Linked DNA regions of Homo sapiens: region 2 is linked to region 1. A link is a loop called in an ENCODE intact Hi-C map of the cell type or tissue named here. Cell type or tissue: PC-3. All regions are shown on one strand. Each heading gives the region's core, and the rest is flanking DNA. Links, peaks and the distances in the headings are about the cores only. Region 1 overlaps MITF (melanocyte inducing transcription factor). Region 2 overlaps MITF (melanocyte inducing transcription factor).

Region 1 (7,342 bases), core at 2,562-5,061:
GGGAGGTAATTGAATCATGGGGGGCCAGTCTTTCCCGTGCTATTCTCATGATAGTGAATAAATCTCATGAGATTTGATGGGTTTATCAGGGGTTTCTGCTTTTGCTTCTTCCTCATTTTCTCTTGCTGCCACCATGTAAGAAGTGCCTTTCACCTCCCACCATCATTCTGAGGCCTCACCGGCCGTGTGGAACTGTAAGTCCAATTAAACCTCTTTTTCTTCCCAATCTCAGGTATGTCTTTATCAGCAGCATGAAAACGGACCAGTATAGATGGGCTCTTGCTATGTTGTCCAGGCAGGAGTGAAGTGACATGATCATAGCACACTGTGCCTCAGACTCTTGGGCTCAAGCAATCCTCCTGCCTCTGCCTCCCCAGTAGCCAGGACAACAGGCATGCACCACTGTGTGCAATTCCTGTTAGGTTTTTAACCACACTTCCAGGAGATGGTGTTAATTAGAAAGACAAAGTTGATAAAAAGTAATAAATAGGAGAACCATATTGATAACATAAATAACAAGTGTAGGATTAGTACCTAGAATATATAAAGAACTCCTGAACATCAATAAGAAAACAATGGGGTGGGAAAGAAGGCAAAGAATATGCATAGACAGTTCACAAAAATTCAATCTGTACCTAAGGAATTGCACATTAAAGTAATACACAGATACAAATAGTATTTTACAATCAGCTTGGAAAAATTTAGAGAGCCTGATAATGGTATGTTTGGAGAGAAAAGGAAATCAGAACCTTCATACATTGCTAGTGAGAGCAAAGATGGTACAAATACCTTGAAGAACAGTTTGGCAATATTTAATAAAGTTTCCAGTGTGTGCAACCTACCATTTAATGATTCCACCTCAGGGCTTACACCCTGCAGAAGCCATAAAGGAGACAAACATGGGGATGTTCACTGCAGCATTATCTGTGATTGCAACAAACTGCAGTCAACCTAAATGCCCATCAATAAGGGAGTAGATTACATGGCACATCATAAAGGAGAGAAAATAAATGAATTAGATGGGTGTGTTTTTTCATGGATAGATCTCAGAAACTAAATATTGAGTGATAAAAGCAAGTTTGTTCAAGCACATGTATGGTCAACAAGTATGTAATTTTTGAAGAAAATCACACAAAGTTATAGGTGCTATCTTGCAAAAGCATAAACACATGGATTGGATGACTACACATCAAATTCTGGGTAATAGTTGCCTCTGGGGAGGGAGAGCAGGGAACTTATGGGGCTTATTGTTGTCTTCAATATTTAATACAAAGCAAACATGGTAATATTTTTGGTTTTTTTTCATTCTGGGAGACAGAACAATGACTATTCTATCATTTACCACAAATTTTAAAAGTTAACAAAAAAGGTAAGGAATACTTTCAGGGAAATAAAAGTAATGAGGCGCATCTCAACCAAGGTGTTCATCAGAAACTTGCCATCACTGTATTTGCTTGCACATGTTCTAGTCATCTCTGTTGGTATTTTCCCTCATACTATCATAATCTTTTAGGACAGGAACTTTGCCTATGATTTCTTTGAAGCCAAGCCTCATGCAATTTACCAAAGAAAGTATGATCATCATTCTATAAGCCACACACAGAAATTGTTAGAAAGCTTCACAAACCTGCTAGAGTCAGTGTTGGGGAAAGTGTGGGTGAATGGGCACTTGGATCCTCTGTTGGTTAGAATATAAACAGAATTGCTTTTTGCAAGGAATTTGGGCTGCATCTCTCAACATGGAAAACAGGCAGTCTCTTTGGCCAACTATCCTCTACCTCAAAGACCCCACACTCCAGAAAGCCTATATAAAGGTCCAGTATGTTCATAATGCAAGAATATTCAATTCTGCATTACTTACCATAGTGAAAATTGAGAACAATAGAAATGCCTTTGAATCTGGGAATGATTTAAAATTTTTAGTAATAAAATGGAACATTTGGTGGCTGCTTTTGAAAAGAAAGATAGATCTAGGTGTGTTGACATGGAAAGTTGTCTAGGATATATTATTATTATTTAAAAAGCAAGCGGCAGAAAAATATGTATCATGTAACCAGATGTTTGTTTTGAATGGATGTATATAGATATATAATTATATTTTATTTAATTCTATTTGAATTAGCCTATAAATAAAGCAGAGAATGCATGTAAACTCTTAAATTAATTAAAGAGTAGAGATAAGAGAGAGTAGGGAGTGGGGGCTTTTTGTATTTGTTTATATTTGTCTTTATTCTTTTGGGATTTTTTGATGAGCTTGTTTTCTCATTTTTAATGTACAGTGTTAGTAGTATTACTGATGTCTGAATGACACTTCCACCTAAAGATATGAAGGAAGCACGTCATGTATTGCATTTCATGTTTTATACCACTATTTTTCTTTAGGAGATGAATTCTTCCTTGAGAGATCTCATTTGCCTTTTTAGTAATCTAAGGTTTTTCTAAGACTCCAAAGAAACCTGAGGTAATGGAGCAGTGACAATGGTGCACAGTTGAGTTTGCATGAAGGTGACTCAGATTTCAGCCCTTGAGGTGCCTGATCATCACACATAGTGATTGACTGCATCTCATTTATGATGGTGCAGTCTACTCTTTTCAGATATAAATAATAGCACAGCTCATTGGACAGGAAGGGAGAGCCAGGTAGTTCCCTGGTTGCATGGGTGTGTAAACTAGGCCAGTGATTTTACATCATCCTAACGAACGTATTAATAGCATGATAAAACGAAGGCCCTTGAATTGTTTTGGTGGTGATGCCTACTCAACCTTCCCATATTCAAGATGATATAAAGCTGTAACAGGCTTTCAGAAATGCAGTCTAGATTTGATATAGTGCTTTTTATTAACTGTGACACAATGGATTATGGCACTTCAAATGAGAAGGGGAATTTTCTTCCTTTTTGAAATGTGAATTAACAAAATGCTTATTCTCAGTAGAAGTTGTTTTCATGGGCTTTTCCATTTATTTCTGCTGTGGTTGCCTTCCTCTACTGCCTCTTTGCTAGACAGGCAAACAGTCACACACACATAGTTCATATACCCATTAAATCATGCTATTAGAATGGAACTTTTTTGTTTGTTTGTTTTTTGAGTTGGAGTCTCACTTTGTCACCCAGGCTGGAGTACAATGGTGTGATCTTGGCTCACTGCAACCTCTGCCTCCCGGGTTCAAGAGATTCTCCTGCCTCAGCCTTTTGAGTAGCTGGAATTACAGGCACATGCCACCACAACTGGCTAATTTTTGTATTTTTAGTAGAGACAGGGTTTCACCATGTTGGCCAGGCTGGTCTTGAACTCTTGACCTCAGGTGATCCGCCTCCCTCGGCCTCCCAAAGTGCTGGGATTACAGGCATGAGCCACCACACCCAGCCTGAACAACTCTGTTTTTGAGGAACGGTTTTATATTTCAGAAGAGGATATTTCAATTGGGTCATGCTGGGAAAACTCCCCAGGAGATGAACCTGCCACTTCATCGTGCAGTTATTGTCTGTACTTGCACAAATTATTGCTTCTTCTGGCTTGGGATACTTCATCTACTTGTGAGTTGGCAGTAGTGACACCTACCTGTCCCCCCCTGGAGCACTGGGCTGATGTCATCATTGTGCGGTGTTGGATGAGTAAGTACTCGAGAAAGGGTGATTGCCAAGGGCTGGGTAGTTCTTCAGGGGGATGGGCTGTGTTAGTTGCCTGGTTGTTAAAATAGGAGATTAAGAAGAGGAATCCTGAGCCTGACTTCTTCCTTTGCAACCCATGACCTCATTTTGTCTGACTTTTTTCCTTTAGCAGTTAAGGCCATTATACTCTACAGATATATTCCAGAGGAAGTGGAGGGCTCCACCTTTAAAAATAATAAGCAATTCAGGACAGTTCATATAAAGTCAGGATTTGAATAGATATTTATTAAATGTCTGCCATGAGTAATGTATTCCACTAAGCACAAGGGGGAGATATAAAACGTAGTTTAGTAGGTTCTTCATAGGTTCTAATGAAATGTAAACACCTTACGAGAAGTGTATTCCTTTATGTCACAAGGAACCCTTGTGTTCTGTAGGTCAATCACTGTGCAATACTACGTAGATTCAGAGATAGTTATTAAGCATAATAAATCAATCACACTTTTCTCTAAAGCTCAGTAGAGATACTACCTGTCTCCACATATTACATTTGATTGTAAGATACAGCCTAGAGAAAAATGTTAGAATCTCATTGCAGTGATTTCCAATGGGAAGAAATCTAAGAGAATCCATTCATTTGAGATTTTCTGTATTATAAAATTATTTTCTAAACCAGAGTCTATAATAGATTTCCTTTAAACACAAGAATATATATCATAAGCATAATAAAAATGAATCATACCACACAATTCTTGTTTGTATAAAGAAATCCTAATACATGAAAATTAATGAATGATATTGCCACTTCATATATATATTTGTATGTACAAATATTTATATATATTTAAATATGTACCTATTTAAAATATATATATTTATAACCTAATGCCTGTATTTACAGGATTAATAAAACCATAACCCTATGTCAGAGTTTTTAATAGCTAGCAACAATAAGCAACTTTTGTTAATTTTGAAAGAAAATGAATTTATTGACAGGGTATTGGGTTACCTGCTGAGTTGCTAGGCAGTAAGAAGACCAGGCTTGGAACCGGGAGCAGTACCTCTAACACACTGCAGAATTGGTCTGGAGAGCAATGGAAGCCTGCTTCTCTGTTTCTATTGCACCAATAATTCAGTCTTCCCACAGCCTTGCCCACTCCCTGTGGTCCCTGTTCCTTTTCCTTATCCTTTATCTCTAACACCTGAGTCCAGTGCAGAACACCTGATTGGTGGATCCTCAGTCACATGTTCATTCCCTAGCTGCAAGGGAGGCTGGCAAAGGAACACCTGCATTTTCTCATTTCTAGAGTAGGAGGATGATTCTGCAGCCAAAGCAATTGCCAAATTGTTATTACAATAATTATGCTAGAAAGTTTGAAAGGCAGAAAACATGAAAACATCATCATATTCCATTGTTCTGATACAAAACTATTTTAAAATAAAATTATCCCAGTCTTTTTCCTATTCATATGTTTTTACATTTGTGCAATCATAGATTTTATACTTTTACATCTGCATTTTATTTTCAGTGTCTTTTTTTATGTTGCTATATACACATATATCATTTTAAATAATCACATAATAATTCAAATAAACTGACTTATTTTGCCATTCTTCTAATGTCAGAGATTACTGATAAATTTTCATTATTTTGAAAAATAATTTTATGAACGTGTTCACATCTAAAGCTTTGGCATCTGAATGTTGTATTTGGGGCTTCAGAACCCAGAAGGAAATCTTATCAACCCTTGAGTCTTTAATAATAAAATTAGTATACTTGATTTATACCTTTCCTTAATTGACTTAAACACAAACACAGTCCTCCTTTTGATGTGAAATTTTACAAGTTCGGAATTGAGTGAGTTAAATTTGGGATTGTTTAAAAAATTTTAAACATTTTATGTAGGCAAGCTATGTTTGTTAAGCAAATATTTACTAAAAAGTACTGCTTTTTAATTTAATACTAGGAAAACAAATAAATGACCTAATAATAAATATCCTGTATCTAAACAAGGTAATATGATGCACATCATAATAAACTTATGACTGTCATATGACTGTTAACACTGACCTCAATATTTTTTAAAGTAAAAAGTTTCGATTTCATCACGATTACATATATCAGAATATTTTCCTTACCTTGGATGTTGTGAGTCAGTTACGGTATTTACAAGTGGATTCTTGTAGAATTAAGTGATATTATCATAAAATAAACACATCATGGTGTATTAGTTAGCCCCTTGGTAAATCTGCCAGTCTACCATTTTTAATATTTAGAATACCTTCTGTCTCCTGTAAGATTCTGGTATTGTTGCTTGTTCATTTGACATATGTTTAGTGCATGTCTAGTACATGTTGGACACTAAGTGTCCATATTATATGTCCAGTGCATGATGGGCAGCATATTAAGTAACAGGGTATAAAAACAAGAAAAACAAGAAGGACATCTGACCTGACATTTAGAGGCTTAAATCGAGCAGGTGATATTATAGTCTGGAAATGGATGTGTGTGGGTGTATCTGAAAAATCACAATAGACTGGTTCTGGGAATAATGACCGAAAAGTCTCTTTTGTGCATATTTAAGTTACTGGCATTAAGGTTAGTATGCATGGTTTGAGGACTTGGGACTGGGAAATTCTTAGGTATTGGTTACCATCCCTGACTTTGAAATATGAAAATATGATGATATTTGACTTGATACAGTTGCCTCCTTTTTTTTTTTTTTTTTTTTTGACATCTTTAGCCCTTAAAGTCAGCCTGGCTTATGATTCTGCTCTTAGATGAGGGTGGTTCATTCATGGTATGGTGCTGAAGAGGAATTAGTGTAGCAAAATCAGAAGGCTTGGGGAAAAGCATAGGGTTTTTCAGCATTAAATCTCTCCTTATATAACATTCCTTATATTCTTCTTCCCACTGATGATTCCATTTCTATCCCTTGGAATCTAGCAAAGGGCTATTTGTAGCTGCAAGTATTCCCTGGAATTGGGATCCTACAACATGTAAAGAGTCAAGAATCGTAAAATGTAATTTAAATTAATAATCCAGATCTGAACTGTACTCTCAGAGGTTAAACCAGACATAATCTTTCAGGATCTTGGTGGGCAGGTTGGTTGGTACATTTTATGTCTTAGGGATATGTATAGATCCTCCTTTAGAAAAGATAGAGACTGTTTTTTGTTTTTGTTTTTGTTTTTGTTTTTGAATAAGACAACTTTTGCTCCAGTTCTGCTAGCATGGTTGGGGACCACATTAAAATTCCACTTTGATCAATAGAAAGACAAATACCATAATGTTGTCAGAGTTTTTTTCTCAGCATGGGATTGTTATATGTTGTTCCTTCCTTTTGCTCATCCTTTTCTCTAAATTTTCTCCAGTCATGTACATTATGGGTTTTGGGGTTTTGTTTTTGTTTTTGTTGAGACACAGTCTCACTCTGTCACCCAGGCTGGAGTGCAGTGACATGGTCTCTGCTCACTACAACCTCCACCTCCCGGGTTCAAGTGATTCCTGTGCCTCAGCCTCCTGAGTAGCTGGGATTACAGGAGTTCACCACCATGCCTCGCTAAATTTTTTGTTTTCGCCATGTTGGCCAGGCTAGTCTCGAACTTCTGACCTCAAGTGATCTGCCTGCCTCAGCCTCCCACAGTGCTAGGATTACAGGTGTGAGTCACCACGCCTGGCCCACATTATATTTTTAATAAGGAAAGTAATAAAATTGGTGTCTTTTCCT
Region 2 (7,342 bases), core at 3,228-5,727, 51 kb before region 1:
ACTAACAGTAAAATATATGTCCACATTTTTCTTTTTAAATGAGTAAAGAGTTAACCCATAAATTGAGATAAAAACACCATGATTTTCAGGTGCTGATGTGGAGATTTTATTTATTGTAAAGTCATCTTGTGAATAACTTTGTCCCCCACACTGATGACGGCCTTATCTTTTCCTGTTTACTTACCTTGATAAGATAGTAAATTGCATTTTTACTAAATTTCTCATTTAAAAATATTATCAAAGCAGCATAATCTCATCAGTGTGTTCTCTCCAACTTTGTGTTGTCTCACCTACTCTGTTTATATTCTAGATTGTAGTTTTCTTATTGCAAATACTGGTTGCCATTTATAGATAACAAAGAAAAGCCTCTACATAACCTTTAATGCAGGAACAAGTATTTATTTTGAGATGAACACTGAGAGAATATCAAAGAGTTTAAGGTAAGGGATTAATCCGTGGTATTGATTATTATATTAAAGAGTCATGCTAATGTTTTATATATTTTTGTTTGTTAATTGCTTAAAAATTCACTTTAGGCTGGGCGCGGTGGCTCACGCCTGTAATCCCAGCACTTTGGGAGGCCGAGGCGGGCGGATCACGAGGTCGGGAGATCGAGACCACGGTGAAACCCCCCGTGTCTACTAAAAATACAAAAAAAATTAGCCGGGCGCAGTGGCGGGCGCCTGTAGTCCCAGCTATTCGGGAGGCTGAGGCAGGAGAATGGCGTGAACCCGGAAGGCGGAGCTTGCAGTGAGCGGAGATCGCGCCACAGCACTCCCGCCTGGGCGACAGAACGAGACTCCGTCTCAAAAAAAAAAAAAAAAAAAAAAAAATTCACTTTAGACAGAATTTGAGATGCCTCTTTGTAGACTATATTTTTATCCTCTGGACAGATTCTTTGAAACAGTTTTTAAAAACATTTAATTTTTCCTTCTGGATGTTTGTATAAATATCTTAACCATTCTTTAATAATGTTGGGCTGCATCCCAATCAGGTTTATGTGGGGTCATCTTAGTCTCTTCTTTATTTCCCTTTTCAACCTTGAAGGGCTTCCTTGGTTTCCGGGGACAATGAGCTGTCTTTGAGAGGATGCTGTAATATCACTGTTACAGGCAGATCTGTTCTTGGTAGGAGAAAAAAATAGAAACAGGATGAAAGAGATAAACGTGAGTGAGTGCTACTGCACAGTTATTTCTGCAAGTAGGTAGTCATTAAAAATTTTCTTCAGTCATGCTGTGATGGTTTCAAATTAGAGCCGCTGGACCAGTTCCTTGCAAATTTGTACCCCAATACTTTCTGCATGAAAGTGAGTTGTGCTCAGCCACTAAAAGCTTGCAAATAAAGAGTACACAGTTGTATATCCCATTTATGACTATTGACTTTCTTCATAATTAATTAAATGCTACCCTCAAATTATACTTCATAGATCCTTCCTTATCTGACCTTTTTTCATTTTTGTCAGTCATTCATGCATTCTTCTTTCCTTCTATCCATCTATCCAGCAAATATTTAAATACTTACTATGTGCCAGGCACTGAGAAAAAGGTAAGTACAAGGAACCTGCCCTTAAGAACACAGGACAAATAGATAAATAAAAGGATTACAAGTTGAATTAAGTGCTATAAAAGAAAGAAGCTTGCTTCAAGAGCACAAAACAAAAGGAGATGTTTCTTCTTTAGGAAGGATGGTCTGGGAAGACCTCTCTGAGGAAGAAATATAAGACCTGCAAAACATCATCTGCCAGGTCAGGAGGCGCCAGGCCAGGGAAGGAGTTGCAGAGGAGAGAGAAGAGGGCTCTAGCATTCTGTCCTCCCTGTACCCTCTTCCCATTGGCATGTGAGTGTGAGTCTTGGGTTTCTCTGGAGTGAACGCCTGGAAAGCAGAGCCTCTTGCATCTTCATCCTTGTCTTCCCCATGGCGCTGAGAACAGTGCCTCTCACACACATGCTGGGAAAACTAATAAATGTTTGGATTGAAGGGCCTTTCGGTGGCATGTGACTTTTCCCAGAATGTGAGTGTGAGGCCATCTGGACAAAAGAGATGTGTGTGTTACTCTTGAGAGTACTTTGTGAGTTTCATTATTACTTTGATGAAACTCTTTAATTACCCCACAATAAGGCTTTCATTGAACATTCCACATGGATATTTTAAAGAATTAAAATGTATGAGTAACTTCTTTATTCAATAAATAAAAGGAGCTTCCATTCTTGAGTATTTTCCTGCCACTCTTAACAGACCATTTACATAGATAATATTATATATAGCTATATATATTATAATGTTATATTATATATTAGTGGTTTCTAGACTTGACTTCACTTTAGACCCCTATGAGAATCATTTTTTAGAAACACAGAATTCTAAACCATACCCCTGCAGAATCTCACTCACTCATTTGTTTGGGGAAAGATCCTTGAACTTTATACTTCTTAAATCTCCTGTATTTATTTTAAGGAGGTGGGGTAAGGAGAAGGCTCCTCAAGTGCTTCTGATAGGAAGACAGGTTGGGGAACCATTGGCTGGGATCATAATGAAACATTCCAAGACCAAGTAGATGCTTCTTAAATTGTGTGTAGTTCATGGGCCAACATAGGACCCAGCACATAGTAAGCTCTCAAGTGTTAACTGTTGTGGGGCTATTGAGTAGAAGTATGAGTTTACTGGAAAGAAAAATGACTATCAAAAGAAAGAATATAAGAAAATATGGTGTGCTCGGGCTGGGCAATAAAACATTTAATGCCTAAATAAAATAAGAAGAATTTTGAGCTATGATAAAACAGTAGCATTACTTTTCTTCAGCTAAGTCTTGGACAGGATAACAAGTAAAATCCCTTATCTCTTTTCTAACCTGTTCAAAGCAGTGATTGAATTTTTCCTTCCAAAAAGATTCTGAAACCCAGTTTAGCTTCCAAGGAAAAAGTTGGCTGTCACTTGGATGGTTGATTACTTTAAATCCCATTTTAGTTAAGGTTCAGCTTTTAAAGGGTCAGTAAGAATTCTGATGACTGTAGTTGATTTGCTGCAATTTAGGGCAAAGAGTAGTACTTATTATTGCAGAAGCACTGGAGTACTGGTGATGTTTTTATTCTGCATTTTGTGCTTAGTTTTTCTGATATTATTTTTTCCTCCCCAACCACACTACAAATTCTTAGTCTGTGTTTAAACTTAGGATTTGGGTATCTCTCTCTATCTCTCTTTCCCTCTGTGTGTGTGTGTGTGTGTTCATATGCATATACATATATGTATACAAACTCAGGAAACACATCTGAATAGTACAGATGTGCCCAAGACAGTTGCTTACATATTACGTTGATTCATTTTAAAGATATTCATCAAGCCATGGACTGTTTATTCTGCTGAGTTCTAGGGATACAACATTAAACCAAACGGACATGGTTCTTGATATCCAGAAGACATGTGTTCGTTAATTTGGGTGATGACTTGAGGAGCAGTATTTTAGTGCTGGGAAATGCACGTAACATCTCATGAATTTTGTATATGGTGGCCTGTGTTCATATTTAAGCCAAGCTTTGGTCCATTTGCTAGTGGACGTTTCATTGCTGTATCCAAGAAGGTTCCCTTAGAACTGTACTGTAAGGTAGATCTTTCTAAAGTACTGGTGTAAATTGTCAATAGAAATATTTCTTGAGGCGGTGGATTGTCCAACATAAAAAGTCAGGTGATGTTACTGGCTGAACCTGCCAGGGGAATATTTGGCACCACATTATGTCCCCTTCGGGAAGGGCTGGAATTGATACCATTGGTTTCGTGATCAATATTTGAGAACTCATGGAGGGTACAGATTTTCCCTGTGTGTGAGCATGTAATAAATCAGAGTTTCAGTTCTAAGATGTACCCGAGTGCCTTGTAGGTTTACTCAGCTTTAAATAGTGCCTAAGGTGAGAGAGAAAATCTGGCTTGAACTTTTATTTATTTTATTTCATTAAAATTTATTTTTAAGAGATGGGGTCTCCATTGCCTGGGCTGGTCTTGAACTCCTGGTCTTAAGCAAACCTCCCACTTCAGCCTCCCAAGTAGCTAGGATTACAGGCATCTGCCACCGTCCCTGGCTTGATTTTTTAGAAAATTATCCCTTAAAGTTTCTGATATGGTTATTCCCTATCCTTTCTTTATTTCTTGCTCTTCCACTTTCTTGATTTTTCATTTGTTTTTTTCACTCTGTCTCATTTCTCTTAGTTCTCTAGATTGGTCAATATTAATACAGGACAGGTAGCACTAACCATGATTATAATTGTAAGAGCTTTTTTAAAAATTGAGCGTTTATTATGCATCAGAGACAATGCTGAACACATTACTTGTCATCTCTTTCAGTTCTAACAATAACCTATGGGTAGTCACTTATTTCTCCTTTCTCAGGTGAAAGAACTGGGGCCCAGAAAGTTTAGAAAATTTGTACAAAGTCATAGAATTAGTAAGTGGTGAGATTTGAACCTGGATAAATAAACGTCAGAATCTATGTTCTTGATTTTCATGCCAAACTGTGCTAGAGGCAGGAAAAGAGAGGTGGGATAGGTTAGTAAGATAAATAGTGTAACATCTTAGTCATCTGTTTACCCCAATACCTGGTACAGTACCTGGCATGTAGAAAGTGCTCAATGACTGCTGTTGATGAACTTTCTCCTCTAATCGTATTTATTGGTCCTTAGTTTTACGAGCAATCTGCCCACTTTTCTCCACTTTGCACATCTGCCCTTCCCATGAGCTACCATCACCTCCTACCAGGACTATTGCAGTAGCTAACTCTGACAGTTTTCTAGTTGGCTGTCAACATAGCAACCAGAGAGACCTTTCTAAAAACTCAAATCTGAGCTCATCGTTCCCCTGCTTGCCATCTCTCTGTGGTTTCTTGTTCATCTTGAAACAGAATCAGTGACCTTTCCCTGGCCTACCAGATCCTTCATGGTCTGGTCCTGGTCACTGTGTAGGTCTCACGGGCACCATGTTTTTCCTTCATACTATGTCCTTCAGTGATAGTGAGTCTGCCTGCCAACTTCCCACCTCATAGTTCTTACATATGTTGTTACTGCTGCCTGGAAAGCATTTTTTCTATACTCCTCCTCTCCCCAACTCAGATCTCAGACCAGAAGTCCCTGCCTAAGGAAAGCCTTTCCTGACCCTTAAATTTTAACTTTTTCACCTCTCTGCAGCAGTTATGACATTTTTCATTACATATTTATGTGATTATTTAATATGTGTTTCCCATTAGACTGTAAACTCCACGAATTTACACAATGCCTGGGACACAGTTGGTGTTCCATAAATATTTATTGAACAAAAGAAAGAAAGAATGAATAAAATGAGCAGAGAATAAACAGAACCAGAAATAGTTTGGCCGAGACTCCTGGCTAGATATTTCCTAGCATTAGAGGGAAGTTAAAAAAAAAGATAATTTCATTATATCACGTAATTTGAGTTTGATTATGGCTGAAGAGGTTGCATTATTTTCCAACCATTTACTTTGGAGATAAATGTAGGCACAGAGAGGTGAAGTAACTTGCCCAGTGTATGCAGCTAGTCAGTGTCAGATGTCTTTGTTATGACCTTTGAATTGTGTGTAGGGAGAAACATACATACAATATTTTCACAACTCTGTAGGGCATCTTTGGTGTGCTGAGTCCTGTAGGAGCTGCATGAATATTTGATAATATTGATGTTGTCATGTCTGCATTTTAAAGTGTTTTTTGAGAACATGTATTGCTGTTTTTTCTTCTTGTATACCAATGTGTTCAGAATTAGATTGGATGACAGTCTTAAGAATACACAGTTTATGGCCTAACGATTTGTGTGTCCTGAAAGATGGTGGCCATAATTAGGAGCAGTTTGTGTTTTACTTCCACCAGAACCGGGCAAGGACAACCCTCCTAATATTCTTGGGGTCTGAGGGTAAGGAATGCTGTTTTGGATCTCTAGCCTGTCAGCAAGGAGGGCATATTCAATTATCAAGCTCCAAAAATGCCTGTGCACAGATGCAAAACACCTAGAGTTGTGTGATGAGTTGATGCCCGAGAGCTCCCAAACTGAGAGGGGACACAAGCAGTTCCACAGTCCTCCCTCCTAGATTCTGTGACTCCAGTAAGTGTTGACAATTCACTGGTATGTGAAATTACCTCTCCTTTTAAGTTCTCTAATAATGTGCAGTCTCTGCAAGCCTCAGCCAGTACCGGAGCTGGGTAAGGCTAAATAAGCTTCCCGAGGTGCTTGCCTGGCTGCTGGGCTGCCTCCCTGGCCGTGCCTGGGTCCTTGAGTAGCCCTCATTGTGGTGTGAGGCAGCGTTTTTGTCCTGCAGGTACAGTAGGTACTGGATTAAACAGGTCTGCTGTTGCAGACAGAAACCAGGCACCGTTCTAGCACAGAGCTGTGTTTGGATTGGAGTTTCCAGGGCCTTATCAGGAGCCACCCCTAGTGACACAGCCAGTGCCAGAACTAACTTTGACTTTCACTCTTCGCCAAGGGCTTGCAGAACACCTTAAAGGAAAAAAGATGGAGGCGCTTAGAGTTCAGATGTTCATGCCATGCTCCTTTGAAAGCTTGTATCTGTAAGTGAAGTTTTATTCTGGAAATAATCCCGGGACCACTTAAGAGGAGCAGTTTTTTTTCTCTTTAAGGGGGAGGATAAAGGAAGAGAAGGGTTTATTGGGAGTTAAAAATACTGAAGCTGTTACTTCTCACTGGCTTTAATCAGCTTCAGCTGTAACCTCTGGTAGGTGGCTATGACAAGGATAACAACTAATTTGGGGGTGGGGGTGGGGGTGGTAGATAGAAATGCTAACCCAATATCCTTGCCCTCTCCTTTAAAATTGAATACTGGTCTTAAGTTAATAATGACAAAAATACCGCGACTGCTTGAAAAATCTGAGTTAGAGCAGAGCTTGATTTATGATTGCAAGATAGACTGCAGCCCAGCTTTGTTATGAATAAAACAGGATTTTCTTCAGGAAAACTGTGTGTTTAATACAGTAGTAACATTTGTCCAAACTCTCCCATTGTAAACACTGTGAATTTTTGGTTTCTCCCCCCACCTTTTTTTTTTTTTTTTCCTGACTGTGGAATGGTAACAGTTGCATTAATGAACATCTTCTTTGCATTCTTGTATATTGATTTTTTTCTCTTGGAAGGGGAAACAGACATCCAAACATCAGAATTGTCTGCCTGGCATATAAATGTAGAACAAGTTTAAAAAATGGCAATTTCAAAGAAATATTAAAATGGAGAAAAACTAAACAGAGTATAGTTCCCCCCACATCCTTTAACATTTACTTTCACTGTTAGGTGATAAGATTTGAAAACAGTGCTAAAAGCTGTGTCCCCAAGTGAATAGGCA

The links. Peaks named below come from ENCODE experiments on the same cell type or tissue, not always from the same donor. Only the 100,000 strongest peaks of a DNase experiment are listed, where the experiment ranks them.
Region 2: it touches region 1 in a loop (4-fold over the local background); 4 of 110 quality-filtered maps call a loop at or near these places.

Annotation. Positions count from the first base shown.
Region 1 is chr3:69,911,054-69,918,395 of GRCh38, forward strand. All of the region lies in intron 2 of MITF (melanocyte inducing transcription factor), which reads left to right. Among named protein-coding and RNA genes, the nearest start is that of SAMMSON, 85 kb to the right of the region's middle. In PC-3, for the core only: a CTCF peak has its summit at 3,966 (motif pointing right); a DNase peak (open chromatin) is centred at 3,588; H3K27ac peaks cover 1,499 bases.
Region 2 is chr3:69,859,790-69,867,131 of GRCh38, forward strand. All of the region lies in intron 1 of MITF (melanocyte inducing transcription factor), which reads left to right. Among named protein-coding and RNA genes, the nearest start is that of MITF, 120 kb to the left of the region's middle. RefSeq lists a promoter at 4,287-6,489 and a cis regulatory region at 6,303-6,404. In PC-3, for the core only: no CTCF peak of the experiment used is centred there; a DNase peak (open chromatin) is centred at 4,552; H3K27ac peaks cover 2,285 bases.